Linked DNA regions of Homo sapiens: region 1 is linked to region 2. A link is an interaction called in ENCODE POLR2A ChIA-PET data of the cell type or tissue named here. Cell type or tissue: A673. All regions are shown on one strand. Links, peaks and the distances in the headings refer to the core of each region. The heading gives the core; the rest is flanking DNA. Region 1 overlaps SPATA13 (spermatogenesis associated 13). Region 2 overlaps PARP4 (poly(ADP-ribose) polymerase family member 4).

Region 1 (15,701 bases), core at 6,347-11,346, 130 kb after region 2:
AAATCTTAGTGCATCAGAGCCCCTGGGTATGCGGCCTGGGCATCAGCATTTTTGAACAGCTTCCCCAGGGAATTCTAATGTGCATGGAGATTAGGGAATCACCGCCCTAAATCAGCTCACGTGTCTTTTTTTGTCTAACTCCTTGCCTGATGTACCGAACCTTTACATCTTTTTCTTACTTAAACTAGACTATATCCAGCCTACAGCTGACAAGCAGTTTGGGGTTTGAGATTTTGTCCTCTCATGCCTAAAAGATGCAAGAGTCCTTGGTTTGCCTCAGACTGGGGATGTGCGTGACCTTGTGGCTAACACCATCAGCACTTGGGGGAGGGGAGCAGAGGGGCCCCAGGCAGGCAAGGAGGTCCACCACCCTCCAGCAGCCCCTCTGAAGGTTTCCTATGCCCACATTCCAATGGAAGCAAACACTGACGCACATTCAAAACCAAACACAGGCCACCTTCACCTGGCCCCTGTTCTGGACCTGCCCTTGAGTTCTAACTTCTACTGTTCTCCTTGCTCCAAGCTGGTCACAGGCTGACAACTTGGGGTATGCTCCCATTTTCAGGAGAATACTGATAAGCATTAAGGGGACAAAGCCTTCTCCATAACTTACCTTTTGACTTTCCATGTCCTGCCTTTTGAGCATTTAACATGGCAAGTTTCTTCTGGTTTTCTGAAATTTCCATTCCTGCATTTAGAAATAAATGTGATATATATTCAGAACACGTGGACATGTTTCAGAGCAAAACTTGTATCACAGCCCATATCAGCATTGAGGTTATCACCACAACCTGAGACAGAGAACCTTAATCCTCAAAGAACGTGGACAGGTTGAAGATCAGAAAAGGGGAAGTCACAAGGATTATCGCCAAGGTGGCCATGTGATTGTCCTGCAAACCCGGACAGTTTGGAGAGTGAAATGGGGTGGTGCTCATGAGAATGCAGAATGTCTGTGTGAAGCCCGACGCTCCCGGGCAAATATTCCCACAGGGTCATCCCAATTATAACCTAAAGGATGAGGCCCCAGAAGGAGAGGACAGAGCAAAGGGTCCCAGGGCGTGTTCACCCATACGCTATGAGAGCTTTGCACGTTAGCAGTTCCACCCTGAACAAAGGTACCACGTGAGTAGCAGGTAGCGGATTCTGTACCCCAGCTGTGTGTAGTGTGTGCCCTGAGCATTCCCTCACTGTAAAGTCCAGTAGCACAGTGACAGTGTACGTGTGCAGTGTGTGAACTGGGTGAAACAAGAGTCACTGGAAAGACAAGATGAGGCAACCCTTGGCTTCGCAGGGTGTGGGGAAGGAGAAGGAAGGACAGAGCTGAATGGCCAGGGCTGGGTGCTGGGGCCCTGCCTTCTCCCGCGGGAAGCCTTCCTCCTGTAGGCAGGTACTCGCTCCAGCTTGGCAGAGCTGACCCAGGCCCTGTGTCTGCTAGCTTGCACTGCCTGGCTCGCTCCCGAGGCTCCCTCTCTACCTCTGCCCACTCTGCTCCCCTGGCCCTGATTCCTTCACATGCCCAACATCTGTCCCAGACTGTCCTGACGTCAGGCTCAGGCTCTGTACGCTGGCCACCGGGCTGTCCCTGCCTCCAAGGCCCTCCGTGTCCATTCTCTCTGATCTGCTACCTGAAGCTTCTACCCACACACATGCATCAAGTACGAGGGCTGCCAAAATATTCGAGGCAAGGAATGCATCCAGTTTTATCCCACACGTGCCAGTTCACAGACTTACTGGCTCAGGAGTGCCTCAGTCATGCACTTGCATCTCTGAGCACTGGCCACAGGGAGCATTACATGGCAAAGGGCACCACATCGGGCCCCTCCTTTCCTTCCTATTGAGAGACACTGTTGAAAGCACATAGGATGCCCCCACTAAATAGTGCCGTCTTTGGGAATCCAAACACTCTGACTTACAGATGACTTCAGGGCCTGCGCTAGACAACGTCATATGACGACTAAAACTAAGATTTTGTGGCTCTGTCATTTTGCATTTTAGTAACTGTCATCTTCAAATGAATTCTGGGCACGAGTGATTAGCCCTATTCCAATGGGGCCCCAGAGTCTGCACCAATAATCTATGGCTGTTGCTGGGAATCAGATTTCCTCTTAGTGTAAAGGACACCCTGACACTTGGTGTAAGGGGCTGCCTGTGATGTGGGGAGCTCTGTATCTTGGAGTGGCCCAAGTCCAGGCCAATGTCTACCCATTGAGTGTTTCCAAGTCGATCCCTGCTTCCGTTTTAGCCTGACCAACTTGTAAATCCCTCCAACTCTACTGCAGAATCTCACAAAACCTCCTGTGGGTGAGACCAAATTCTGTAGCCAAGCTTAGAGCCAGTGGCTGGGGAGGACAGAAAAAGCACCTCCTGGTTTTTAGTCCTGCTGTCCTCATGGCAGTGGGCAAGGATGGGGAGGGGCGTATGCTGGCTCCCCTCCGTCCTGGACCATGACTTTTGAGGGCTGGGCTCACTTGGGCTGCAGAGATGAATATCCTTCACTGTGGCTCCCTGACTTCCATTCAACAGATTGTGCTCAAAACCCTAAAGAGCTTGGGAGGCAATGAAATAGAGGCTCAGAGACTGTGGGTGCTGCCATCATTAATGCCAGGCATGGCAGCTTCAGTCTCAGGGGCCACACTGCACCTCCAGGTCAGCAGAAGCTGGGAAGACAAACCAAAGAAGTACAAATGTAACACTGGGTGTGAAGTACCATCGCCTTAACTGCAATGGACGATGCGGCATCCTGAGTTTCATAGGGAGAGATGGGAAGCATGAGGGCAGGCTGCTGGGTGTGGATCAACTGTGGCAGTGAAGAACACTGAAGGTATTGCACAGGCACAGCCAAAGGGGAGGCCTCCAGAATCACGTGATACTTCTGATAGCCTGGGTGATGGTCACCATAGTGGGGTTCCATCTCTGGGGTCACACTGAACTGGTTTTATTATTTATTCTTCATACCCTGCATGTGGCATCCAAAGTGCTGGATTTAAATGTTATGTGGCCACAGTGCAAGAGTGGGCCAGTTCCATAAGCCTCAATTTTCTCATCTGTAAATTGGGTATAATAACAGCAACCACTTCATAGGGATTCAATGAGACAATCTCTATAAATGGGCCACAGAATGTCTGGCACAAGGTAAATACTGAATAAATGTTGCCGGTAGTAACTACATCTGACATGGTCTGTCTTGTAAGTGCATTCAGAAGTATTTAGGGTTTGCAGATCCCTTGTCCTTTCCCCATGGTGGGATTCAGCTCTGAGGGAGAAGGCTGGGCAGAGCAGGCCCATGGGAGTGGAGAATGAAGCTATTACAGCAAGCAGAGGCACAGGTGCCTGCAGAGCCAAGGGCTGCTCACCCATCTCCTTGTCCTCTTGCACCCGCCTCCTTTCATCTGCACAGGCCTGCAGCCACCTCGCCTTGTCTTCTTGTTTTTTGGCACAAAACAAATAAACCTCGTCTGTGGTCCTACTGACGAGCTTGAAGGCATTTTTCACGCTGAGGTTGCAGTCCTTGTCGCGCCCATCCCCCAGGTCCACAAGCTCCATCTCATCCATGTCCAGCCGGCCCTTGTAGTACAGCATGTCCCTGCGCAGCAGGTCCTTCTTGCAGGACACCAGCTGGTGGTCAAACAGGAAGAACGTCCGCTGCTGGCTTTTGCCTTGCTTAGTGATTTTGGTCAGCTCCCCAGAATGAATCAATTCTGAGCTTCGGTCTAAGATATCCAGTCCCTGGAAGGATGAAAACACATCTTAAGACCTTCCAATTCTACCACAGCTGTAGTCCTAGCTACTTAAGAAGCCAAGGTGGGAGGATCGTTGAGGCCAAGAGTTTGAGACCAGCCTGGGCAACACAGCAAGACCCCATCTCCACATAAAATTTTAAAAATTAGCCAGGCATGGTGGCACACACCTGTAGTCCTAGCTACTTAGGAGGCTGAAGCGGGAGGATCCCCTGAGCCCAGGAGTTTGAGGCTGTAGTGAATGGTGATCACGCCAGTACACTCCAGCCTGAGGGGCAGAGCAAGACCCTTCTCTCTAAACAACAACAACAACAAACAAACAAACAACAACAACAACAAAAACAAACTCCCAATTTGGATTCCTTCAGGTGTTAGGATATGGAAGAGACTCCTAACACAGAATCTTTCTCAGACTTTCTAGGTACCTGAGGCTGCCTACCACCTGTCCCCATTCACAGGTGGGCAGGGCCTCAAAGGTTATTTGTAATAAACCTGGATTTATTGGTCTCCTGGTGCCTGAAATTTCTTCCTTTTCTTTTTTTTTTCCTGCTTACTAGAAAAATGTGACAGTGCCTCTGTGTTAGCTGAGGGGTCTTCCTAGCCTGAAGCCTCTGGTAAGAGGCATGCTGAATTAATGGAACCCAGTCAAGATCTGAAACAGCAGCTGACCCAAACGGAGCCTCCAAGAGTGAGAGCACGCAGGCTTACATGGGAGAAAGCATTCATGCAGGGGACACAGTATCGTGATTATGGACCTGACATTATTTGCGTTGAGTATATGGCAGCTCCCTGGAATTGCAACTTGTTCAGGGTCATAGAAACAAAAGGCCAGACGATAAATTGTCAGCAAGAAATTAACTTCTGACAAATTATCCCCTAAATGTCAGCGTCCAAAATCAAAAAGAAAAACACACTTTTATTATATTTAGGTTGAATCTAATCCAATGTTACTTTATGGTATTTGGTATGACAATGGCCTTTGTTAAATAAGATTTGATTCTCCCTTAATCCCAGTCACACACAATATTTTTTGGAGGCAAAAGAGCCTGACTCCAAAATAGTTCTTCTATTTACTTGCTCAGAGCAATTCCGTGCCCTAGATTCTTCACTGATGAAATAAAAGAGTTGGACTCAGTGTTCTCAGAGATCCTGCCCAAACTCCAGAAGTCTATAAGGCCCTTGAAATGTATGTGTTTCTCTCCAATTTTCACCACCTATAGCCTATTTCAGTTAAAAACCTAACTTCTTGCTCCAAACTTTCTCAGTCCTCTGGGAGAGTGAGTTCTGACCAATTAATAGATGTAAAATCAATGTAGCTTGGTCTAAAAACAATCTGAATGGCATCTGCTTGTTGTTCTTAATTTAATGGCGGTAGAGCACAGTGATCACCAGCACGGACTTTGAAGCCAGGGTGCCTGCTTGGGTTTGAATCCAGCTCTGCTACTTTTGAGCTGTGTGGTCTTGGGCAAGTTATTTAACCTTTCTGTGCTTCAGTTTTCCCATCTGTTAAATGGGTATAATAATAGTGCTTACTTCATAGGATGGTGTAGAGGATTAAATGAGTTCATATATGTACAAATGGCTCAGATCAGTGCCATTCAGACATGTGGTAAACACATACAGGTGCTATTGTCACTGTTTTTATGAATACAGAGAGAGAGAGAGAGAGAGAGAGAGAGAGTGAGAATTTGTTGGACCATTATTACAGGCATTGTATTTGTGGTCTTTCCTTTTTTTTTTGAGACGGAGTCTTGCTCTGTCACCCAGACTAGAGTGCAGGGGCACGATCACGGCTCACTGCAGCCTCAACCTCCTAGGCTCAAGTGATCCTTTCAACTCAGCCTCCCGAGTAGCCAGGAATACATGTGTATGCCACCATGCCTGGCTGATTTTTTTTACTTTTTGTAGAGATGGGGTCTTGCCATGTTGCCCAGGCTAGTCTCAAACTCCTGGGCTCAAGCGATTCTCACACTTTGGCCTCCCAAAGTGCTGGGATTACAGGTGTGAGCCACTGTGCCTGGCCTGTACTGTTTTATAAAATGCTCACGGTAGCCTATGAGGTAGGTAATATTTTCCTCCCCAATTTATAAGATAAAAAAATTAATCTTGGCCAGATCATACAGGATTCACATGTGGGCAGGGACTCCAGAGTCCCCCATACTTCTACTACTATGTTATGTGGCTGCAACTGAAATGCCCTCTACTGTTCCCACGGTACTCCCTCTACGAGGAGAGAGAGAGGCTCAGCAATAAATTAACTGCAGATACTCTTCAGATTTTATTTCTTATGGGAGTGGGGTATAAAGTAGTCGACTGTTAAATTCAACAGTATGCCTCGAAATACATTTACCATTAATGGTATATGTACCATTAAAGCCAAGAATATAAGATATTGACCACAGGATATTAAAGTGCATCTGCACCAGATCAAAGGTGCGGGAAGGGCGAGTGGCATGGGATCATGTGGGGTGCTTTCCACTTACCTCCCAGCCCACGATAGACACCTGCCAGCGAGCTATCTTGTCGATGCTCTCCAGCTTGCGCTTGCGCTCGTTGATCAGACAGGCCACATTCTTCATGGCCTCATATGCTGCCTTTATGTTGCTGTAATCACTGCAAGATGGGAGGTTAATTTTAATCACATAACATGCACCTTACAAATGAGGACTGGCAAAATAATCCACTGGGGCGCTTCTTCGTATACGAATGCTCTAGACAAAGTGACATTTACGTCATTAGCCACTGTTTCCCTTTTTCTTGTTCCCTTGTGAATAGACTACAGTCTGCCATAGATTAAGGGAGCTGACCCAGTGCAATTCAGAATTCTTTGGAATAAAAATGTTTTCACTCATTTCCCAGAAATTACAATGAATGACAGTAAATGCCACAAATAAGTAAGTTTTAGTCACGGTGACAATGGGTGACTTTCATTAATACAGAAAGAACAGTCTTTATTATGGCTCTGATTCTCATATAACCACTCTTGCTACATAAAGTACTTTAAAAATCACTAACCATTTTCAACAGTGACTATTTGCTCTGAGTCTTCATCTTTTATGCTGTTCGGGAAAGGACAGGAGAGGACAGGCACCTGAAGTGGTGAGTTACGGAAATGCCAGTATGGCATTCGCCTCACCAACAGATCTTCCTTTCTGGTGCTTTCCGTCCACCACAGTCACGTCAAGCTAAAATGTTCTCCCCAGGAGGGCCCCGCTCCCAAGCCCGCTAAAACTGTAGGCACCGGAAAAGCAGAAACTACAGTTTTAATCTACACACAGGCTAGCACAGAGCATGTCCAGTATCTGCAAGCTTCCCATTCAGGTTTTGCTCAGCGTTAATAATGCGGGGCCATGGAGACCAACCATCCAGCTAATGAGCTATATTTTCCGCTTTCCCGTGGCAACTTACAGCACAGACAGGGCCACTCCATCACAGCTGGAATGAATTAGAATCCTCCTGCGCAGCCATGGGAAAGCCTTGAAAGCAGATTCTATTGTCTATTTACCAAACACAATTCATCCCAGCTCCTGTGAAGTCCCCAGACACTGCCCACCAAGCAGACCCTGCTGTCTTCAGAGACGCCCATTCACACCCAGAAGTGGCGCAGAGAGCAGGAGCAAGAATGACACCAGGGACTGCCAAAATAATGGGCACAGAGCCCCCAAAGAGGCCTCCAGCAATGAAGAAAGGGTCGCAAAATAAGTTTTTCTGGACAAAACTAAATTGTAATGGTTTTTTTAAAAGAATTTTTGCTTTGTTTTACTTAAGACAAGGAAATGGACTTTCTGTCATGTCAACTAATTTTTATTTTGAAAAAACCAAAATCTGCAAATGCTCTTGGTGAAAAATGCCCTTAAAGGAAGAAAATCAACTACTGAAGAGTGAGGTGTGGACTTCTGGACCCAGCTTTCCCATCTCGGAATGTACTAAGCTGCCTGCCCACGTCTTTCAAGAAGTCTTTGCTTCTTAATTTTCTTATTAATTGTCTTTGGCTCTGACTCCTCATCATGCCATCAGGACATTTTCTTAAAAGTGTCTTTGAAAATCTGTAGAAGGTATTTACAACTATAATTTTTTTTCTTCAATTTTGTGGCTCTCTTGACTTCCCTGTTTTTTTTTTTCCACTGAACTTTTCTGATTTCTCCATCAGAAAAAGAAAAAAATATATAGCTCTCTCTTCTTTTATCTATTTCAATGAACTCCTTTTTCTAATTCCTTTAGTCCTAACTCTTTAGCTAACACCCATATCTAGTGTCTATTGTTCAGTGATCTGCTCTTATTCTTTACTTTCCAATCTAATTGTAAGAAGGCTCTCCCCACACCCTCGCCTTTTTTTTTTTTTTTTTTTTTTTTTTTGAGACAAAGTCTCACTCTGTCACCCAGGCTGGAGTGCAATGGTGCGATCTCGGCTCATTGCAACCTCCGCCTCCTGGGTTCAAGCGATTTTCGTGCCTCAGCCTCCCAATTAGCTAGGATTACAGGTGCCCGCCACCATGCCCAGCTAATTTTTGCATTTTAGTAGAGATGGGATTTCACCATTTGGCCAGGCTGGTCTCAAACTCCTGACCTCATGTGATCCACCCGTTTCGGCCTCCCAAAATGGTGGGATTACAGACGTGAGCCATGGCGCCCGGCCAGAAGTTTCCTTTTTTAAGTCTGTCTCTCCACAGGAGTTCAGAGGCAGAGAGGACAAAATAATGATTCACTCTCCACTCCCTGCAGGAAGATATTTAGCTGCTGAAACCCAGAACTGTTGTGGTTTGCCATAGAAATTTCCTCCTGGTACAATCCCTTCCCTCTTCCTCTTCTCATTAGGACCCTTTGAGATGACCCTCTCCAGAGCTGCAGGTGCAGTTAAAGACTTTGTGTCAGGGGCATGGACCCTGTTTCGATTCTCATCTAAAAGAGTCAGCTTTAGCCTAGACCCCTGCGCCCCTGGGTAGCCTGGCTTGGAGCCTGGCACATAGCAGTTGCCCTATGACTATCCTGTCCCTGCTGGCCAGGTGAGAACTCAGAATTAGCCAAGCACTGCTACCTTGAGGTACCCAACAGCTGGGCTGTGCTGTGATGACATTTTCCCATGGCATGGAAAATGGGCATGCACATTCCAATGCTGAATGGGTGACATGCCTAATGTATAACCACACAAAGGCTTCTGTGCATGCACGAAATGATGGTTGGCTATTAAGGAAACAAAGGGTAACTTTTGGCTCCCCCAGAAGAGATCATATAGCTAGGGAACAAGGGCGTGAGAAGAATCCAGAAACAACCAAGGCAGATAATAAAGACAGAGAGAGGCCGGGCGCGGTGGCTCACGCCTGTAATCCCAGCACTTTGGGAGGCCGAGGCGGGTGGATCATGAGGTCAGGAGATCGAGACCATCCTGGCTAACAAGGTGAAACCCCGTCTCTACTAAAAATACAAAAAATTAGCCGGGCGCGGTGGCGGGCGCCTGTAGTCCCAGCTACTCGGGAGGCTGAGGCAGGAGAATGGCGTGAACCCGGGAAGCGGAGCTTGCAGTGAGCCGAGATTGCGCCACTGCAGTCCGCAGTCCGGCCTGGGCGACAGAACGAGACTCCGTCTCAAAAAAAAAAATAAAAAAATAAAAAAATAAAGACAGAGAGAGAGTGTATTTTGTTGCTTGTTGTTCAGGAGAAGCCGAGATCCAAACAACAGAAGTGTGAGTAACAAGAAGAGCTTAGTCAGGCACCAAGGAAGCTCGAAGGGAGATGCAGCATTCAGGTAAGCATGGAAGGAAGCCCTGTGCTCCCAGCAGGAGGGAACAGGGAGAAGACCAGAGAGTCGGCACCCCGGTGGGTAGGGAACGGCTCAGGGCCCAGCAGGTGCCCAATGCCCTGGTCTTCTCAGCTGCCCCATATGGGTTTGCACCCCTGACAATCCACACCCTTTTACAGTTCAAGCTTGTGTGTGCCCTCACCCCTTCTAAATAGAGAAGGGGTTGCTAAATAGAGACTGCTTAACAACAAGTAACTTTAGGTAAGCCACTAGTAAGTAATGTTTCTGCCATAAAGAATCCTGCTCTGAGCCGAGCTGCTGTACGTCAACCTCAAGGGTACAGGAGAGAACCAGAGTTATGGCTTTCCATTCACACTGGTCTGTTTCCCTCAGAAACCGTCTTTACTAACTACTGAGTACTCAAAGACATGTTTATAAAATACAGGTAAGCAACATAACAATACAACAAAAGCCGCCATGCACTCGTGGCACAGCTCACGAATGGCCCTTGTGTCTTCATAGCTCTAGGACTGGATATCCTGGAGGCTCTTCAACCACTCTATTTCAATAGTTAATTGCACACATTCTAAACAACCTGAAAACTTCTCCCATGGAGCTCCCAAAGTGTTAAGGCTGACACTGAAGCCCACCTATCACTGCCTGGAGTTAAGAGCTGCCTACGGGTAATGGCAGCAGTGCTCTCACCTGTGCCCCTTACCCATGCCCCTCACCCGTGTTCCTGTGTGGTATACTTGAGCAGCTCGGCCAGCTGCAGCGGGTATTTGCAGATCTTCTGCACTGGTGTGAGCAGGAACCCGTCGATGGCGATGTCAATCATCTGCTGCAGCAGGCGGCAGGCTTCAAAGAAATGTCTGTACTTGCCCTGCTTCATGAGGTTGGCGAGCTCCAGGCAGGCGCCCGGGTGGTTGTTGCAGTACTCGGAATAGATGGCAAAGCCCTCTTGCTGGGAAGGAAAAGTACAGCTTCGTCAGCTTCTGGGGTGCCTCTGGGACATGACAAAGACAGGCATCATCCCAGCCCTCTCTAAGGGACACTCCTAGAAAGGAGGAAGATGGACTACTGCAAGAAGGACAGGGCATGAAATCCGCTGGCACCCAAGCTGCCCTGCCATGGTTTCCGCAAGCGTTATCTGGCCGGCGAGAAGGGGTGCTTCAGCAGGCTCCTGAGGGGGTTGGGGATGAGGCTGCCCTGGAACTCAGCACCCTGGTCTCTTTCTAGCCTGCCTCACGCTCATCCTGGAAGGTGGGGAGCAGGGCCTCTAACGTCCCCCTCCCACAAATTTTTTCAACTCGCTGAAAACCATGTATGCAGTTTTAATCGTTGCTTATTCTTTGTGGTTTACAACTAGTCTTGTCAGGTTTTCCTCAAAAATGCCCATTTCAACATACCTCTCTTCCCAATTCTCTGCCGTCACCCTGGCTGGGCCCGCCAAGACCCCTTCCCTGGTGGCAGCAGTACTCCCCTGTCCTCACTGTGAGACTTACCTTCCTCATGCCACCACCTGGCCTCCAGCCTGTCCTAAGCTGGCTCCTGCAGGAACCTTCTGCACAGGCCACACAAGGAGGCCTGTGACAATGTCCCAGATATGCCCACGTCACACATGGGGCCCAGCCTCCAGCTGACTAACTTAACACAAAAACATTATGCCCAGCCACTTAAAATCTATCTGCCCCAGAGGACTCTAGACAGCTACTGAGCCCAGCACCCAGGAAGTGAAGGTGTGGTGAGGCTGTCATTGTTATTATTATTACTCTTACTGTTCCCTAGCTATTTGGGCTGGGACTAAAATCTTCCTCTGAAATCCTTTAGCGGTTAAGTAGTAATAGTCAATCATAAGTTAAAAAATGATAAATGCATGTTATCACAGGAAGGTTCTGAGGCAGTTACAGTATCACAACCATGCGTCCTGGAGCCGCATGCCCGGGTCTGCCTTCACAGATGCCTCTTACTGGTATGTGGTCTTGGGTTACTTACTCTCTGGGCCTTAGTTTCCTCATCTAGAAAGTGAGAGATAATCATATCTACCTCATAGCAATACACAAGCTAATATAAGAAAACCCTGGAAACAGTGCCTGAAATGTAATAGACACTTCCTGGATATTATTAGGAAGGACTCCATAGTTCTTATGGCATAACCCTTAGAAATTTTTAAAAAGTAATTACTCCAAATGTAACCCCCTAATTCCAGACTACATAAAAGGATTTTGAAAAAATGAATTTGGGACATTTAGACAAGATTAACTATACAGATTTTGTTTATATGATAAGCATATAAGATAGAAGAAACATCTCCTTTCTATGGAAGATTCATCTAGCAAACAAACAATAAAACAAAAGAGACTCCTGTTTTCTGTGGAGATGCACTTCAAAATTATGTAAGCAGATGTTATTAATAATGAAGTAAAGGGTGACGCACATTTTGAAGAAAGCAAGATCCTATTTCACTTAAGTGAGGTTCCTCTTTGTTGTACTGTTTCTCAAGGTCTTTCAGAAACTTTCTTTGGAATTTGTAAATATCTTCAATGTTTCCAAAAATAGTGGCTAGCTGCGCAACGGTGAACATTCCTGTGTGCTTGCGGCACTGTCGGATATAGCCCTGCAAAATACAGAAGTAATACTTTTTATTTGGAAATCCAAATAAATTATTTGAATAGTACAGCTTTTGTAGGCCTAAAGCCATGAACTTGGAATGAATTTTAATTAAAAAGACTCTATGAGTCTCTGATGAGGTCATCGTACTTCCATGACTGCAATTTGCCATAGGTGTTTTAAAATAAAAAGAAAGCAAAAAGGCTCATGCGGTTGGATTTAGGATCCAATAAACCATATAATGTTTCCAGAAACAAGTTTCAAATACCAGAGCTCAAAAATTGGTGTCGTCACGTGTTTTTCCAAACTCTTCAGGTAATCATTCTCCCAACCCTAATTCCATTTCACAGCCCAGGAGACTTGTCAAATGCAGAATGTCACTGCTTGCTGAATAGCCCATGCAGCTCTGTGCACTGTTCATCAGGGCAAGGATTCCTCTTACCCAAGGATTCCACCAGCACCGCCTTTCTATGGACAGCATCAATCTGTGGGTCTTTAATCTGAGGCTTGCACTAATTATCTATGTGCAACACCATGGCTATACTATGGCTTAGGTAGGAGCTAGTGGGATAAGAAGAAAAGGCTGTACATACATGTAACAGCTAACTCAAAAAGAGTTATCATGACATTCAGTAGAATAAACTGACCATGGAGTAAAACACATACCAATGACTACTTGGTATGAATTTTAACAGGAAAACAATATAATGTAATAGTTCAGAAAAGGATAGGTTCTGGGGCAGACTGCCTGGGTTTAAATCCAATCCCACCACTTAACTTCTCTGTGCCTTTGTTTCCCCATCTGCAATGGGGGCTAACAGGACCTGCTCAGGGGGAATGCTGTGGTAGCTGAGTTAATCCAGGTGAGGGGTGACAAACAGTCAATGCTCAATAATCATGGGCACTTCCTCTTATTTCCCTAAATGGCACTGCAGACCTGCTTCTTTCGCCACACACTCATACAGAACGAGATGGCTGGCACAAAGAAGCTAAACACTGGCATGTCCACACAGCTGGCTAATCCGATTAGAGAACGGGCAGTTCTCTGACTTCAACCTGTCTTCAGCACTGAATGGTCAGCGTTGAACTGATAGTGCAGATATCAGCATTTACAGCTAGGAGAGCCGTAATGAGCAGACAGGGCGAACAGCAGTGTAGTGTGATGCTCGTACACAATCCATAGAAGCACAAAATACCACAGGAAGACAAAACCTTTCAGGTGCACCTCTACTAATGACAAGTTCTCTGAAATCAGGATAAAACTATAAAATAAAATTTGTTGCCAAGTAGAATAGCATGACAATAGAATATAGCCTTTCATATGACCAATATAAAACCAGCATTTTTTCCCATCTGTGTCTAAATGACTCAGGATCTCATCTGTCAGTTGGTGATTAGATGCAGCGGGGTTGCAGATAGTGACAAACCTTTGACTCTTTGTAAAATCAAGTGAGGGTGTTGCCTTCTATGAAAGCCATTCTTTTCAAATAATCTCAGGAATTAGGTCCTGATAGAGATAGTTGCAGAGTGCACTTAAGAGAGGGGCCGGGCACACTGGCTCACGCCTCTAATCCCAGCACTTTGAGAAATCAAGGCAGGAAAAGTGCTTCAGTCCATGAGTTCGTGACCAGCCTCGGCAACGCAGTGAGACCCTATCTCTATATAAAATTTAGAAAATTAGCTGGGTGTGGTGATGCATGCCTGTAGCCCTAGCTACTCGGGGGGCTGAGGAGGGAGGACTGCTTAAAGCCCAGGAGTTTGAGGCTGCAGTGAGCTATGACCACGCCACTGTACTCCAGTCTGCATGACAGAGCAAGACCCTATCTCTAAGAAAAGCCTTGTCTCTGAAAAGAGACCCTGACTCTAAAAAACCTCCACCAACAGCTAGGACAGCCGCAGCACTCAGACTTAGCAGTGCAGACAGCAGAGGCGGAGAAATGAGCATACATGTGGGAGCCTGATGGGGGGGCGGGGGGTGGAGGTGGGGAGAAAGCCCAGGCACCTCATGCAGCCTCATACTGTGACCCTCAGTGAGGTCCCAGCCTGGCGTCCCACCTCACAGATGTCCCTGAGGTGTTTGATGTACACCCGCTCGGTGTCCATGATCTCCCGGATGACGTTGGTCCGCATCTGCTGCTTGTTCTCACAGTGTCTGTGGCGGCTCTGGCTGGCCTCCTCGTCCTGCTCCTCACTGGGGGTGCTGCTGGAGTTTTCCGACAGCTCTTCCTGATTCACTCGCAACTGCAACCCACATACAGGGGACAGGTGACTTGGGGCAGGGGAGGGCAGCATGGAGCAGAGGCAGGAGACCTCCCAGGTTCCTACTTTCCTGTGACCTGTTAGGAAGGCAGCCTGGCCCTCGCCTGAGTCTCATGGCCTCAGCAGGGCTGCGGCTATGCCAGCAGGCACGAGGACCACAGAGAAACACCGAGCAACTCGCTTGCCTGCCTTTAACATTTTTGCTCCGACCCAGCCTAATTTCTTACAGGTGTGACTTGCATGTCAGATATCAATTACAAAAGAGCTGACCTGATAAAAGGCGAGTTCTGACCTGAAAGGATCCTGCAGCTCCCCCAGGTACTTTGGAAAAGCTGCAAGCACCCCACACTTACTCTGACGAAGCTCGCGGGGAACCAGGCTTCCTTATCTTCACTGCGGCCCCACCACCAGTCCTTGTTGGAGGCTTCCAGAACCTGGATGACATCCCCGGCTTTGAAGCCCAGTTCCTGGTCATCCATGGTCACATGGTCCCACAGGGCTTCTGCGCAGACCACGTTGCCATCACTGATCAGCTGAAAGGAGACAGTGGGGTGCGCTCAGCATAGAGCACGAGTGGGCGGGATGGTGAGGGAGCCACTAGGTGCACTCTCTCAGGGTGACACTGGTATCCTCTCACTTGGATATGCTGGTGGCATTTGGTCCACACTGACTATGTGACTGGTTACACAAAGAGAACCCAGGAGAACAGACTAAGAAAAAACAAAGTCAGGAGGACATCTCTACCTGCTTTTAAAGAAAGCGCTTAAACTGGGCGTGGTGACTCACACCTGTAATCCCAGCACTTTGGGAGGCCAAGGCGGGTGGATCACCTGAGGTCAAGAATTCAAGACCAGCCCAACCAAGATGGTGAAACCCCATCTCTACTAAAAATACAAAAATTAGCCAGGCGTGGTGGTGGGCTCCTGTAATCCCAGCTACTCGGGAGGCTGAGGCTGGAGAATCACTTGAACTCAGGTGGTGGAGGTTGCAGTGAGCGGAGATCGTGCCATTGCACTCCAGTCTGGGAACAAGAGCAAAACTCTGTCTCAAAAAAAAAAAAAAAAAAGCCAGATGTGGTGGCACATGTCTGTAATCCCAGCTACTTGGGAGGCTGAGGCAGGAGAATTGCTTGAACCTGGAAGGCGGAGGTGCAGTGAGCCGAGATTACATCACTGCACTCCAGCCTGGGCAACAAGAGCAAAATGCAAGAAAAAAGGGAGGGAGGGAGGGAGGAAGGCAGGCAGGCAGGCAGGCCCCTTTTTAAAAAAGTACTAGCTGCTCACTTAGCAGCAGGTCAGTTATCTAGCAAACTTGAATTCTGAAATATTTGCTCCAAAAATGGTTTCTGGCAGCCGTACT
Region 2 (15,701 bases), core at 6,609-11,608:
TTTTAAATGACGCTGATACACATTAGGTATTTCATCAGTTTATTATTTATTATATTATTCTTGGAGTTGTATGTTGCTTATTATTAATATTGCTTAAAAATTAGTCTAACATTTTGTAAATAATACTCAAAAAATAAGCCACAAAAGAATCCAGCAAATTAAACTGCTTTTGTCTCCACTGATTTTCTTTTGTGGGACAATGGATTGGTTTTGTTATTTTGTTTTTAAAAATGTATTCAATTCCTTTTTCCTCTATTAAGAACATTATATTATTTAATAAAAGCCCACTTACGAGCAGTTTTGGCTACCTCAACGATGTAAAATTAATGGTGTATATGCAGATATGTACATACTATGCCAAGTCCTTTTGTCTTTACTCAAAAAAAGTAATTGTATATTCTTAATTATAAGACAAAGATTTGGGTTTTTCTTTTCTTCCCTAAAACCATTTTTTGGCTATGTGTTGTGGCTCTTGCCTATAATCTCAACACTTTGGGAAGCCAAAGTAGGAGGATCACTTGAGTCCAGGAGTTGGGGGCTACAGTGAGCTCTGATCACACCCACTGCACTCCAGCATGACAGAGTGAGCCCCTGTCTTCTCCAAAAAAAAAAAAAAAAAGAAGCTTGGATTTTTAAAATGAAAATGGGTTGTTAATTGAGTTCAACACATGTAAACATTCATTTTTCAATTTTGATATTTCATAATATAGTAAAATATCTTGGATACCTATAGGTACTAACCACTAGAAATAATTTGATACACCAGTGTAATTAGTCATATCTGTTGTTTATCTGTTGAATATTTAGGTTTACTCTTCTAAGCTATTTGTAACAGGAGCCTAAAAACTGGATTTCTTTTAGTGAACTTCATGGCTCTTTGGTTATTGAAGATGGCAAGTGAGGGGCACTCTGGATACAGTTCAGTTTCCTGACAATGATCAGGATAATATCATAGGCACACGGGTCTAACTGTCCTCATTTTTTATTTAAACAGCAAACCATTTAAGGACCTTGAAGAGTATTAGAGTTTCACGATCTGCTCATGTACTGTGATTTAACCGTATTATAATTCTTTTTTTTTTTTTTTTTTTTTTTTTTGAGACAGAGTCTCACTCTGTCGCCCAGGCTGGAGTGCAGTGGAGTGATCTCGGCTCACTGCAAGCTCCGCCTCCCGGGTTCACGCCGTTCTCCTGCCTCAGCCTCCCGAGTAGCTGGGACTACAGGTGCCTGCCACCCCCGGCTAATTTTTTGTATTTTTTTTTTTAGCAGAGATGGAGTTTCATTGTGTTAGCCAGATGGCGTATTGTAATTCTTTAATGAGAATTTTATAAACAGGCACAGTTTGAGATGCAGAGTTTCCAACAGACTTAACGGAGTTTTTTTCCTTTTAGGTGTAAAAGGAAGAGAATGTCTCCTGGACCTAATTGCCACAATGCTGGTACTACAGTTTATTCGCACCAGGTTGGAAAAAGAGGGAATAGTGTTCAAATCACTGATGAAAATGGATGACGCTTCTATTTCCAGGTGGCTTTAACTATAGTATTATGCAACTTATTTATATTTTCAACTATTTATTTAATAAACCTTAGAAACAGCTATAGGGAATTATCTTACATGTGTACACTATAAGTATGTAGCAAGAGAATTTGTTTGCAGGTGACAGCTTGCCCATAGTCTCCTGTGGCGGGCAGGGCTGATGTATTTGTGCCTTGGGCTGCACAGGAAATGGGCTCAAAGAGTTTCAGTGCAGCTCCCGCTGGAGGCTGGCGCTTCTGGGCTCTGGATGTGGTACTCTTCACTGCAGTCTGCTGATCCTGGGTGCCTCCAGAAGACCCACAATGTGACTGTTGGGCCCAGCCCTGTTCCCAACAATGGCAGGGCCTGGGACAAGAATACAATACAAGTATTTAAAGTTTATAACTTTGTAGTTTATAACAAGTGTTTAAAGGTTATAAATCAAACTAGCAAACTATTAGATTAAATGTGTTCTAATCTCCTCCCTTGGCAAATACAACTTCATAACCACCTGGAAGGCCAGGTTCAAATTCGGCCCTTGGTTGACCCCCAGCACCCTAAGAGGGTTTGCCTGCAAACGTGAATACCCCACCCCACCCATCAAAATGCCATCCAGACCCCATGCCAGTGCCCCCTCACACCAGCCACCTTGTAGCACCAGTGAGATGGCAACACTGTTCAAACTCAGGATGACAGACCAGGGAAGACCCTGGAAGTGGACTCAGGGCCATGTGGTCAGGGATGCTGGAGTTGCAGGGTCTAAAAAGGAGGATATGGGCTCTGGGGTGGGCATATTCTCTTGTCCCTACAGACCCCCCACCCCATGGCAAGAGGGTCAAGACCAGAGTAGGATCCCTCTGAGATATATAGATATAGATATAGATATAGATATAGATATAGATATACACACACACACACACACACACACACATGCACACATGCATACACATATACACATATACATACACATGTAATTGGCTTATGTTCTTTTAAAGGCAAGATAAGGGGAAAACTAATCAAACTAATAATATTATTGCTACGGGGATTTGATAGAGGGGACAAAGATAGAAGCTAGGTTTCTCCTAGTGTGCTTTGTTTTGCAGTTTTGACTTTGGAACTGTGTAAATATTTTACATAATAATGCATAAGATTGATATTTATTTATTTATTTATTGAGACAAAGTCTGGCTCTATCGCCCAGGCTGGAGTGCAGTGGTGCAATCTCAGCTCACTGCAACCTCCGCCTCCTGGGCTCAAGCCATCCTCCCACCTCAGCCTCCTGAGTAACTGGGACTACAGGTGTGCACCACCACGCCCTGCTAATTTTGGTATTTTTGTAAAGAAGGGGCTTTGCCATGTTACCCAGGCAGGTCTGGAACTCCTGAACTCAAGCAATCCTCCCGCGTCAGCCTCCTGAAGTGCTGGGATTACAGACATGAACCACTGTGCCCATCCTGGGAATTAATTTAAGGTGAATTTAAAACATAGTACTGGCCGGGCGCGGTGGCTCACGCCTGTAATCCCAGCACTTTGGGAGGCCGAGGTGGGCAGATCACGAGGTTGGGAGATCGAGACCATCTTGGCTAACATGGTGAAACCCTGTCTCTACTAAAAAAAATACAAAAAAAAAAAAAAATTCGCCAGGTGTGATGGCGGGTGCCTGTAGTCCCAGGTACTGGGGAGGCTGAGGCAGGAGAATGGCGTGAACCTGGGAGGCAGAGCTTGCAGTGAGTCAAGATCGTGCCACTGCACTCCAGCCTGGGTGACAGAGTGAGACTCCGTCTCAAAAAAAAAAAAAAAAGTACATAATTTGACTATATCTCTCTAGTGGGATAGTACCTAAGGATTAAAAAATATTACAAAGAAATCTCACTGGGAGTAGTCATGGTGTTAATAATACTTTTGATTTGTTATTTTGGAAGGTAGATATTAATATTGTTAGAAACTAATATGTATAAAATCAAAGAAGTTAAACAAAACCCCTTGATTTCTAAACTTGAATTAGATCAGAGAATAGAGGAACATGTTACTTGACACCATGGAAATGCAGTCAGCGAAGTCTGGAATGTGGGGAAATAAATGGCAAGAGAAAAATAAATGGCAATAGAAAAAAAAGGTTGAGGAGCAGAACCTGTAAATAAACCTTTAGAGACATATCAACCAAAAGCAAGGGTAGACCTTGTTTAGGTCCTGATACAAACAAAACCCACTGCATTTAAAAAAATGAGATAGGAAAAATTAAACACTACCTGGATATTTTATGATATTAAAGAAATATTGATAATTATTTTTTAAGTGTCATGATTAAGAAAAAGTTCTCAAACACAAAACAGGTGTTCAGGAAGTTCTGGGCTAGGCAAATTGGCTCATGCCTATAATCCAAGCACTTTAGGAGGCTGAGACGGGAGGGTCACTTGAGCCCACCAAGATCAAGCCCAGAAGTTTAAGACCAGCCTAGGTAACCAATGAGACTGCCATCTCTACAAAAAACTTTTTGTAATTACCCAGGCATTGCTGGGCACGGTGGCTCACACCTGTAATCCCAGCACTTTGGGAGGCCAAGGCAGGAGGATTGCATCCAGGAGTTCAAGACCAGCCTTGACCACATAGCAAGACCCTGTCTCCACAAAAAAATTTAAAATTACCCGAGTGTGGTAGTGTGTGACTACTCAGGAAGCTGAGGTCGGGGGGATTGCTTGAGCCCAGGAGGTTGAGGCTGCAGTGAGTTGTGATCGTGCCACTGCACTCCAGCCTGGGCAACAAAGCGAGACCCTGTCTGAAAAAAAAAGAAAATCATAATTTACTATATGTAATTTATACTTCCATTTTTTAAAAAGCAATACCTTCTCATTAGTTTGCCAAGAAAGATGAGAATTTATTTTGTTTTTCTATTTTGGGAGTTTTCTTTTTTTTTGTTTTGTTTTTATTTATTTATTTATTTTTTGAGGCCAGATCTCGTTCTGTCACCCAGGCTGGCGTGCAGTGGCACGATCTCGGCTCACTGCAACCTCCACCTCCCAGTTTCAAGCAATTCTCGTGCCTCAGCCTCCTGAGTAGCTGGAATTAGAGGTGTGCACAGCTAATTTTTATATTTGTGGTAGAGATGAGGTTTCGCCATGTTGGCCAGGCTGGTCTCGAACTCTGGCCTCAAGTGATCTGCCTGCATTGGCCTCTCAAAGTTCTGGGATTACAGGAGTGAGCCACTACACTAGCCTATTTTTTGTATTTTATTTTAAAATAAACCAGTGCCACTTGCCAAGAGGATTAATTAAATAAATATCAAAGAAAAAACACTTTGAACAGCTAGGAGGTGGGACTAAAAAATTAGTATTGACTTAATAGGCACATCCAAAGACGCATTTATTCTATTTAGATCATTGCCAATTATTAATATTATAGCTGTTAAAACAAGTATAAACTTTGAACCTGCTTTTGAACTGTAATATCATAAAGTAAAGATTTTCAAAATTGATCAAGTATATTCCAGCATATTGCTCTTACTCCATTACTGCTACTGTGCTAGCAAAATGGTTTGTTGGCACTTGAGTACATAAGACAAACAATTTTAGGCCAGACACGGTGACTCACAGCTGTAATTCCAGCACTTTGGGAGGTTGAGGCGGACAGATCACAAGGTTAAGAGATTGAGACCATCCTGGCCAAGATGGTGAAACCCCGTCTCTACTAAAAATACAAAAACTAGCTGGGTGTGGTGGCACGTGTCTGTAATCCCAGCTACACAGGAGGCTGAGGCAGGAGAATCACTTGAACCAAGGAGTCAGAGGTTGCAGTGAACCGAGATCGTGTCCCTGCACTCCAGCCTGGCGACACAGTGAGACTCCATCTAAAAAAAAAAATTAAATATTTTTTATTTCCTGTTTATTGCATATTTGAAACTTTGTTCTATATTTTCTATTTCAGGATGTACATAACATTGATGCAAGAGCACATTATATGGGGGTGTAGGCACAAGATTTTCTTGCTAGCGGAATGTGAACCAAAAAGTGTAGAGGCCAATCAGTAAAAATATTCAAAGCCAGTTTTGTTGTTTTCAGCAGTTAGTAACTATCAGTAGATGAATATTTACTAGGAAACATTGGTCTTTTAACCACTTTGGGCATGCTTCTTATTTAGTATGTTCATCATGATTTAGTATCATGACATTCAGCGAACATTTATTGAGTGCCTACTGTGCACTAGGGACTAGTAAGCATGTTAAGTTTGTAAGCTTTGTTGATTTCCACCACAAACCCATAGGACCTCAGGTTATTCTCATAATTGAGGAAACTGAGATTCCCAGTGTTGAATGAAAGCCACACAGTATCACATGGCCAATATCATGTGATTGCAGAGTCAGGACTCAAACCCAGCTCTTAACCACCACGCTATACTGACGGCCCTTTCCCAGTTCACAGGGAAAATTCAGGAACAGGGAGAGAATTTTCAAAATATTAAGTTTCCCCATAGAATTTTCTGAAGAACTTTGGTATATGTTGCCCCTTGTTCACTAACAAGTTCTAGCAGATGACAGAACAAATGAGGAAGTAGCTAATTAATATTAATGAACAACCTCAGAATTTTTCTGAGTGTTGAATAGACTTGAATATTCAACAGTCTCAAATATTTGACACCATTTAGTGGACACAGACTTGACTCGATATGCTTATTCTACCAAGTTGTTCCTGGTTTACGTGACACAACTGAATGTATGCCAGTTTCATGGGGGACTCTCAGATATTCTGAAGGTACCTAATCAAGTCAGTACAGTGGGAAGGAGAGAGAAACAGAAGCCTCATTTGTGAAATAGTACTTGAGTTTGTGCGTGAAGAATGGATAGGATTTAGACTGAGAAGCGTGGAAAGGGGACAACCATAAACAACTGTAGAGCGGCTGGAACGTGAGCTGTGCTGCAGGCAGCAGGGATGCCTGGAGGCACGTGGAAGCCAGGAGGTGGCGGGCACAGGGCACTTGACAATGCAGTGCATAAGCTCAAGGTCAGACGGGCAGAAGAACTTCCGTAAGATGCCAAGGAAAACTGCTTTTATTAAATATCTTAATTTTTGGCAGAATCATTTTGTCTGATATAATGTGATGGGTTTAGTACCACATTACATTTCACATGTTATATTCTGAAATCTGAAACTTTTTTTTTTAATCTAGGAATATTCCCTGGGCTTTTGAGGCAATAAAGCAAGCAAGTGAATGGGTAAGAAGAACTGAAGGACAGTACCCATCTATCTGCCCACGGCTTGAACTGGGGAACGACTGGGACTCTGCCACCAAGCAGTTGCTGGGACTCCAGCCCATAAGCACTGTGTCCCCTCTTCATAGAGTCCTCCATTACAGTCAAGGCTAAGTCAAATGAAACTGAATTTTAAACTTTTTGCATGCTTCTATGTAGAAAATAATCAAATGATAATAGATACTTATAATGAAACTTCATTAAGGTTTCATTCAGTGTAGCAATTACTGTCTTTAAAAATTAAGTGGAAGAAGAATTACTTTAATCAACTAACAAGCAATAATAAAATGAAACTTAAAATATTTCAGTTTTCTGTGTCTCATTTTTTTTGTTGATTTTTTTATGTATTTTTTTTTTTTTTTTTTTTTTTTGAGACAAAGTTTTGCTCTTGTTGCCCAGACTGGAGTGCAATGACGTGATCTCAGCTCACTGCAACCTCTGCCTCCTTGGTGCAAGCAATTCTCCTGCCTCAGCCTCCCGAGTAACTAGGATTATAGGCACCTGCCACCATGCCCTGCTAATTTTTTATATTTTTAGTAGAGATGGGATTTCACCAGGTTGCCCAGGCTGGTCTCGAACTCCTGACCTCAGGTGTTCCACCCGCCTCGGCCTCCCAAATTGCTGGGATTACAGGTGTGAGCCACTGTGCCCGGCCTGTTGTTGTTGTTTTAGAGATGGTCTCAATCTGTCTCCCAGGCTGGAGTGTGGTGGTGCGATCATACCTCACTGCAGCCTCAAACTCCTGGGCTCAAGGGATAGTCCTGCCTCAGCCTCCCAATTAATTGAGACTACAGGCATGTGCCACCACACCCAGCTAATTTTGGGGTGTACTTTTTGTAGAGATGGGGTCTTGCTCTGCTGCCTAGGCTTGTCTTGAATTTCTGACCTCAAGCGATCCTCCCACCTCAGCCTCTGAATGTGTTGGGATTACAGGCATAAGCCTCTGCACCCAGCCGGTGTTTCAGAGTTTTAAGGTGATGAGAGATGCTTCTGGATAGTCCTGGGAGCCTGTGTCCTTCTCACATTCAGGAGTCCAGTGGAAAGCTGGCTCAGCTGGACTGAGCAATCTGAGAAGAAACATGATCTTTTGTAGGGGATCTGTCAGGGTGGTGGGAGAAATTATAAAAATTAAGTTGTAGGAAACAGACACAAAACTTCTTGGAAGGCCAGGAGGTTTGCATAGCTTCAGTAAAAGATTTGGCTGAAGGCAGCTGAATTCTCTTAAAAGCTCAGGGCGTAGATACATAGGAATGTAGAGGAGTTTATCTAAATGGCTTGTTTACTCATGTGGTCCTAAGATCAACCTTTGATAATCTGCAGGCACGTGACTGCCGTCTACTTGGGAGGTCAGCAATGTTAATTACCCTCTAGTGGTGTTTACTTAAGACCTTTGTCCTTAAATCTGTACTGAATAAATGCCTGGAGCCCCAGCCTGTCAGGGCCACAGCTGCTGACTCTTTACAGCACCCTCCTCAGTGTCTGGGAGCTGCCGGTCCCCTAGCCTGCTGTTTCATGGGATACCTGTGTCTGAGTGCATTTCTTCATCCGTCACACGGCCAGGGTATGGAGGTTGGACCCAGCAAGTTACTGACACAGTTTGAAAATTACACAGGATTGGTCGTTGAGTTGGATATTTTAGTCAACATTTATTAAGCCCGTGCCTCAGCAGTAGTTGACTTTTGTCTAAAGGGAAAGAAAGAAATTCTAGTTTTCCCAAACGTCCAAGGCTCCATCCAAAACATGCTGAATCAAGATTTCCAGAAGAAAATCCTGGCAACTTGGATATTTAATAGGTGTTCCAGGTTATCAAGCATATTTGAACACAGTGGCCCAGGTGCTGTATCTCAAAGTGTGAGTCTGTGGACTGGCATTGTCTCCCTCACTCAGGAGCTCATCAAGACAGGCAGAATCTCTGGTCCTGTTCGAGGCTATTGAATCAGAAGCTGCATTTTATTTAGCAAGGCCCCCAGGCGACTCCTGTGCACATTTATAGTTGAAGGGCTAGTGGACTGTGGTGACAGGAACATATTTGGTGCGTGCAGGGCCTTGTTCTAAGAACCCATGATGCTTGGGCACAGTGGAGCATCTCATCAGTCCAATTGTTGGGCGAAAAGCTGAGGCAACACTTGCTAGTCTGACATAATATAAAGAGTCTTGGAACATGTCCTGGGTCCAGAGTTTGAAACCTCTTGTGGCCTATGGAACACCAAGCTCTGTACTTAAGAGTGGAAGGCTGCCCTGCCGCACTACAACCTAAGCCCAGGGCATAAAACCCCTCGTGGCTTGGATGGAATCCAGGGCTCAGGGCATAAAACCCTTCGTGGCCTCTGGAATGTGTCCAGACTTGCTGGCTCCTTGCTTCTTGCTCTCCCAGGATCATAAATTGATTGTATCTTCAAAACAAATAACCCCATTAAAAATGGGCAAAAGATATAAACGTACACATCTCAAAAGAAGACATACCAGTGGCCAACAAACATATGAAAACATAGAACTACCATTTGACATTGCAATCCCATTACTGGGTATACATCCAAAGGAAAGTAAGTTCTACCAAAAGGACACATGCACTGTATGCTCTTCTCAGCACCATTGACAATAGGAAAGACATAGAATCAACCTAGGTGCCCATCAATGGTGGACTGGATAAAGAAAATGTGGTACATATACACCATGGAATACTACACACTCATAAAAAAATTAAAATCACGGCTGGGCGCAGTGGCTCACGCCTATAATCCCAGCACTTTGGGAGGCGGAGGCGGGTGGGTCACCTGAGGTCAGGAGTTCAAGAGCAGCCTGGCCAACATAGTGAAACTCCATCTCTACTAAAAATACAAAAATTACCCAGGCATGGTGGCAAGCACTTGTAATCCCAGCTACTTGGGAGGCTGAGGCAGGAGAATCGCTTGAACCTGGGAGGTGGAGTTTGCACTGAGCCAAGATCATGCCATTGCACTCCAGCCTGGGCAACAAGAGTGAAACTCCATCTCAAAAAAAAGAAAAAAGAAAAGAAATTATGTCCTTTGCAGTATCATGGATGCAGCTGGAAGTCATTATCCTGAGAAAATTAATGCAGAAACAAAAAACCAAATACCATATGCTCTCACTCATAAGTGAAAGCTAAACAATGGGTGCTCATGGATATCAAGGTGGCAATAATGGACCCTGGGGAGTTCTAGAGGGGGCACAGCAGAAAAGGGCACAGGTTGAAAAACTAACTATTGGGTCCTGTGCTCAGTACATGGGTGATGCGATCACTCACACCCCAAACCTCAGCATCACACAATATTACCAATAAACCTGCATATGTACTTCCAAATCTAAAAGTTAAATTATACCAAAAATCTAAGCTCAAAAAGAATAAAAGTCTTTTGCCCATTAAAAAACATAATAAAAGAATACGAATCATCCTATATCAGAAATCTATGTTAATGCAATTTATCATATTCATCAATTAAAGAAGACACACCTTACAATTATCTCAATTAGTGTAGGAAAAAGCATTCACTAAAATTCAGCCTGCACCTGTGACTTTAAAAATTAACAACAACTAGGAAACTTCCTTAACTCAACAAAGAGAATCTACCCAAATACCTACCAGGAACATCATATTAATGACATAATATTGACAGCATTTTCTTCAAAGCCTGGAATTAAACAAAAATGTCCTCTCTTCTTTGCTTCCATTTAACAATATACTACAGAGCCTAAACAGTGTAGAAAGTCAGTATAGTAAGTAAGTCTACAGAATAGCTCCTTAATCTAATGAGAGAGTTTAGGAAGATTTCTAGATGCAGGCTCAACATAAACAAAAAATAATAGCTAAGTCAAGGATGCGGTTGAAATCTTTACAGTAATTACTAAAAACAGAAAATGAGTATATGACTTTGAAGGTAATGATAGAGGGTGAGAAGGAAAGAATTACATTATTAAAATTCAATCAAACAAAAGTAGAACATCAGTAGGAATATAGAAGGGTTAAATAAAATAATTAACAAATAGATGTACATAGAACACTGTTCTCAACAATGCATAATACATGTTCTTTTCAAATGTACAGAAAACATTTGACAGTATTGACCATATTCTGGGCCGTAAAGCAAGTCTAAACAAATTTCAAAGAACTAAAAGAAAAAAATACATAGTATGTTCTGTGTCCACAACACAATATAATCAGAAATCAAAAATTTAAAAACAAAATTCTCATATGTTTGGAAATAAGGAAGTATACTTCTACATAACTCATGGGTCAAAAAAAAAAAAACAAGCACAGTCAAAATTGGAAAATAGTTTGAACTAAGTAAAATAAAAACAATACAAATAAAAATTTATGGAATGAAGCTAAAGCAATTCTTAGAGGAAAACTTGTAGCCTTAAATGGTAAATAGAAAAGAGAGTGGTTGACACTCTAAGAATTATCCATGTCAAGAAGTCAGGAAAAGAACAAATTAACCCAAGGACTACAGAAGAAAATACTAAATATCATAGTAATTGATGAAATAAAAAATAGAGACCACCAGTAAGGCCAAAAATTTGGTACTTTTAAAAGACTAGTAAAATTGATAAATCCCTGGTGAGACTAATCAAAAGAAAAAAGGGGAGAAGGCACCAAGAAAGCAATGTCAGGAATAAAAAAGGGAACACCTCTGTAGACATTAAAATGGTAAAATGATATTGTGAACAATTTGATGTCAAGACATTTGCAAAGTTAGATTAAATGGACAAATGCTGGGAAAACTATAATCTACCAAAATTGGCAAAAGAAATAAAATTATAAAAACATTCTATATATGGAATTGAGCCATAATTTAAAGACTTCTCTCCAGAGAAAACTCTAGGCCAATGTGCGTTCACTGGTGAATTTCACTTTACACTTAAGAAGGAAAAAAATCAGCATGCATAAATTTACCCAGAGAAGAAAAATAGAGAAAATGAAATGTAACTCATTTTATGAAGCCAAAATTTGAAAAAACTGTGAGAAAGGAAAATTATAACCACTCTCCCAGATGACATGAATTTGAAAATCCTAAACAAAATATTAACAAACAGAATCTGGCAATTTAATAATAAAATTATTTAATAATTATTTAACAAAATAATAAAGCACAACTAAATTACATTTATTCCAGGAATATGTTGGTTTACCACTTAATCAATGTAATTAACCACATCATCTCAAAGATTCAGAAAAATCTTTAAAAATTCAACATCCACTCATGATTTAAAAAAAAAAAAACTCTTAGCAAACTAATTTCTTTTTTCTTTTTGTTTGTTTTGTTTTTTGAGACAGAGTTTCACTCTGTCATCCACGCTGGAGAGCACTGTGCAATCTTGGCTCACTGCAACCTCTGCCTCCTGGGTTCAAGTGAATCTCATGCCTCAGCTGGAGTAGCTGGGATTACAGGCATGTGCCACCACACCTGGCAAATTTTTGTATTTTTTAGTAGAGACAGGGTTTCACCATGTTGCCCAGGCTGGTCTCGAACTCCTGGCCTCAAGTGATCTGCCCATCCTGGGCCTCTGAAAGTACTGGGATTACAGGTGTAAGCCATGGTGCCCAGCCAAGAAATTTCTTAATCTGATAAATGGTAGCTCACACACACACACACACACACACACACACACACACACTCGTAAAGCAATTGGGGAGATGTTGAAAGCCTTTCCCTGGAGAATGGAACTATATGTTGATGGCTGCTATTGCCACTTCTAATTCTACACTGTACTGAAGGTTCTAGCCAGTGCTAGGGGAGAGAAATGACTGAAATGGAAAAAATACAATTTACTATTTTTATATGATGTAATCATGTACCATAAAATCCAAAAGAATCTATAGATAAATTAGTAGAACTAATAAGTGAGTTTAGGCTGGGCATGGTGGCTCAGGCCTGCAGTCCTAGCACTTTGGGAGGCAGAGGCTGAGGCTGGCAGATCACTTGAGCCCAGGAGTTTGAGACCAACCTGGGCAACATAGCGAAACCCAATCTGTACAAAAAAATAAAAAAAATCACCTGGGCATGGTGGCACCTGCCTGCAGTCCTAGCTACTCAAGAGGCTGATATAGGAGGATCACCTGAGCCCAGGGAGGTTGAGGCTGTAGTGAGCTGTGATCATGCCACTGCACTCCAGCCTGGGTGACAGAAAGAGACCCTACCTCAAAAAAAAAAAAATGAGTTTAGGAAAGTTGCTAATTGCAAGATTAATAAATAAAATGAGCTGTATTTAAAACAACAAAAAACATTTAGAAAATATTTTTAAAGGGATATCATTTAAATAACCATAAAATATCAAATATCTAGGAATAAATCTCACCAAAAATATGCAAGCTTTCTATACAGAAAACGAGAAAGCATTGTAAAGAGAAACTGAAGAGGACCTAACTAAATGAGAGAATACCTCTGTTCATGGGTGGGATGAGTCAATGTTGTAAAGATTCAATTCTCCCCAGTCTATAAATTCAATGCAATTCCAAACAAATTTCTATCCGGTGTGTGTAATTTGACTAGTTGATTTCCAAATTTATATGGAAAAGTAGGTGACCTAAAACACCCAAACAATTGTGAAGAAAAAGAAAAAGATGATTATACTCACATGACTGGAAATGAGGACGTATTAGAAAGCAACAGTAAAATAGTTGTGCTATTGGCACAAAGATGAAAAATCAATGAACAGAATAGAAAGGTCAGAAACAGATTCATGTTCTTCAGGGTAGTAAAGAAATGAAAATCTTCTCAACCAGTGTGCTGGAATGACTGGATAGCCATACATGGAAAAAGATGAAACCTGATGCCTTCCTCACATCGCACACATAAATCAATTTTAAAAGGAATGAACCTTCTAGAAGAAAATATAGTAGTAAAATGTCCTTTAAACTCAAGGAGAATTGTCTTAATCAGGACACAAAAATACAAACTTTATAAAGGGAAAGCATGATACCTATGATGGTAAGACAACTAAGAACTTCTGTTAACCAGAAGATACTCCTGAGAGAGAGAAAAGGCAAATCACAGAGCAGAAAAGCTTTCTTGAAATACATTTATGACCAATAACAAAACTGAAATCAGAATACATAAAGAACTCCTACAATCAGGAGAAAAAAGATGAATAATCCAGGAGAAAAATGGTTAAGAAAATTAAAAAGTTACTTTACATAAAGGATATCCAAATACTTAATAATCTTAAGAAAACTTCCTCAATCTTATTCGTAATTATAGAAATGCAAATGATCACCACCATAAGATGCCATCACACAAACACCCAAAGGCTAAAAATAAAAATACTCAGAACTGCAAATATTGGGGAAGATATGGAATGCTTGAAGTGTACAATACCAGTGGAGTAAAAATTGGTACAACTGTTTTAGAAAACAGGTGACATTATCAAGTAAAGTTCAAGATTCATTACCCTAAGACAGAACAATTTTAGTCTGAGGTATACACTCAACAAAAATGTGGCCACAGGTGCAACAAGAAACGTGTATTTTTAAAAGCAGTATTATTGGGCTGCGCCGGGTGGCTCATGCCTGTAATCCCAGCACTATGGGAGGCAGAGGCAGGCGCATCACTTGAGGTCAGGAGTTCGAGACCAGCCTGGACTACATGGCAAAACCTCATCTCTACTAAAAATACAAAATTAGCTGGGTGTGGTGGTGGACGCCTGTAATCCCAGCTACTCAGGAGGCTCAGGCATGAGAATTGCTTGAACCCAGGAGGCAGAGGTTGCAATGAACTGAGATGGTGCCACTGCACTCCAGCCTGGGTGACAAAGGGACACTTTATCTCAAAAAAAAAAAAAAAGCAGCATTATTTCTCACAGTAAAAATTGGAAACAACTCAAATGTAATAGAAAAAAAGAGATTCCATTTTCAGTCACAATTTGTGTAGGAATGAATTTTTGAAAAGATGTGCAAAGACATGATAAAAAAGTATAAAATATTATTAAAGAATGAACAAGATGGTTCACATGTACAACTCAATATCGCAAAGTTGTCAGTTCTCTCAAGTTAATCTATAAATTCAATGTAGTTCCAATAAAAATCCTACAAGTGTTTTATTATGGCACTTCACAAAATGATTTTAAAATTGAATGTCATAATAAAGTTCCAAGAAGAGCAAGACAATTCTGCCTTTATCAAACTATATTATAAAGCTACAATAATTACAAAAGTGTGGTAGAGAGAACTTAGAAACAGTTTTGAATATTTATAGGAACTTGGTATATTACTGAGAGGGACTACAAATTAATGGAGAACAAATTAGCATGCAATTGATGGTGTTAGGACAATTGGCTATCCATATGAAAAAAAATACTTCCCCCCCAACTTCCAGTTAGATTAAAGACCCAAATACTAAAAATGGAACTTGAATATTTTTTAAGAAATGTGGAATATCTTTACTACATCAGTATAAGGGTGAATTTCATAAACATGACAGAAAAGCATGAAATACATACACACACATAGATGAACAAATTTTACTACATTCAAAATTACAAACTTCTCTCCAGACATGAAGGCTCATGCCTGTAATCCCAGCACTTTGGGAAGCCGAGGTTGGTGGATCACTTGAGTACTTGAGTCCAGGAGTTCGAGACCAGTCTGGGAAACACAGTGAGACCCTGTCTCTATAAAAAATACAAAAATTAGCCAGGCATGGTGACGCTCGCCTGTAGTCCCACTTACTCAGAGGGGCTGAGATGGGAGGATCGCTTGAGCCCTGGGAGGTTCAGGCTGCAATGAGCCGAGATCGTGCCACTGCACTCCAGCCTGAGTGACAGAGCGAGATCATGTCTCAAAACAAAACAAAAATTTACAAACTTTTGTACAACAAAATAAATCACAATCAAATTTAAAAGGCAACATGTGGGGAGAATATAATTGCAATACTAAGAAAAATTGACATTCAGATTCTTTAAAGAACTCCTATAAATCAATATAAAATAT

What was found. ChIA-PET counts read pairs that join two places held together with the same protein. Peaks named below come from ENCODE experiments on the same cell type or tissue, not always from the same donor. Only the 100,000 strongest peaks of a DNase experiment are listed, where the experiment ranks them.
Region 1: POLR2A ChIA-PET joins it to region 2 with 5 read pairs; 3 of 35 experiments call an interaction of 5 or more read pairs at or near these places.

What each region holds. Positions count from the first base shown.
Region 1 is chr13:24,285,388-24,301,088 of GRCh38, reverse strand. SPATA13 (spermatogenesis associated 13) reads right to left here. Exons shown (of 13, transcript NM_001166271.3): 6 at 14,696-14,875; 7 at 14,139-14,324; 8 at 11,911-12,090; 9 at 10,205-10,437; 10 at 6,221-6,350; 11 at 3,354-3,726; 12 at 614-688. Among named protein-coding and RNA genes, the nearest start is that of C1QTNF9, 16 kb to the left of the region's middle. In A673, for the core only: no CTCF peak of the experiment used is centred there; DNase peaks (open chromatin) are centred at 7,168 and 8,398; H3K4me3 peaks cover 1,783 bases; H3K27ac peaks cover 3,306 bases.
Region 2 is chr13:24,412,289-24,427,989 of GRCh38, reverse strand. It overlaps PARP4 (poly(ADP-ribose) polymerase family member 4), which reads left to right. Exons shown (of 34, transcript NM_006437.4): 33 at 1,392-1,524; 34 at 6,676-7,059. The coding sequence ends at 6,871. Among named protein-coding and RNA genes, the nearest start is that of LINC00566, 89 kb to the right of the region's middle. RefSeq lists an enhancer at 7,872-8,377. In A673, for the core only: no CTCF peak of the experiment used is centred there; no DNase peak of the experiment used is centred there.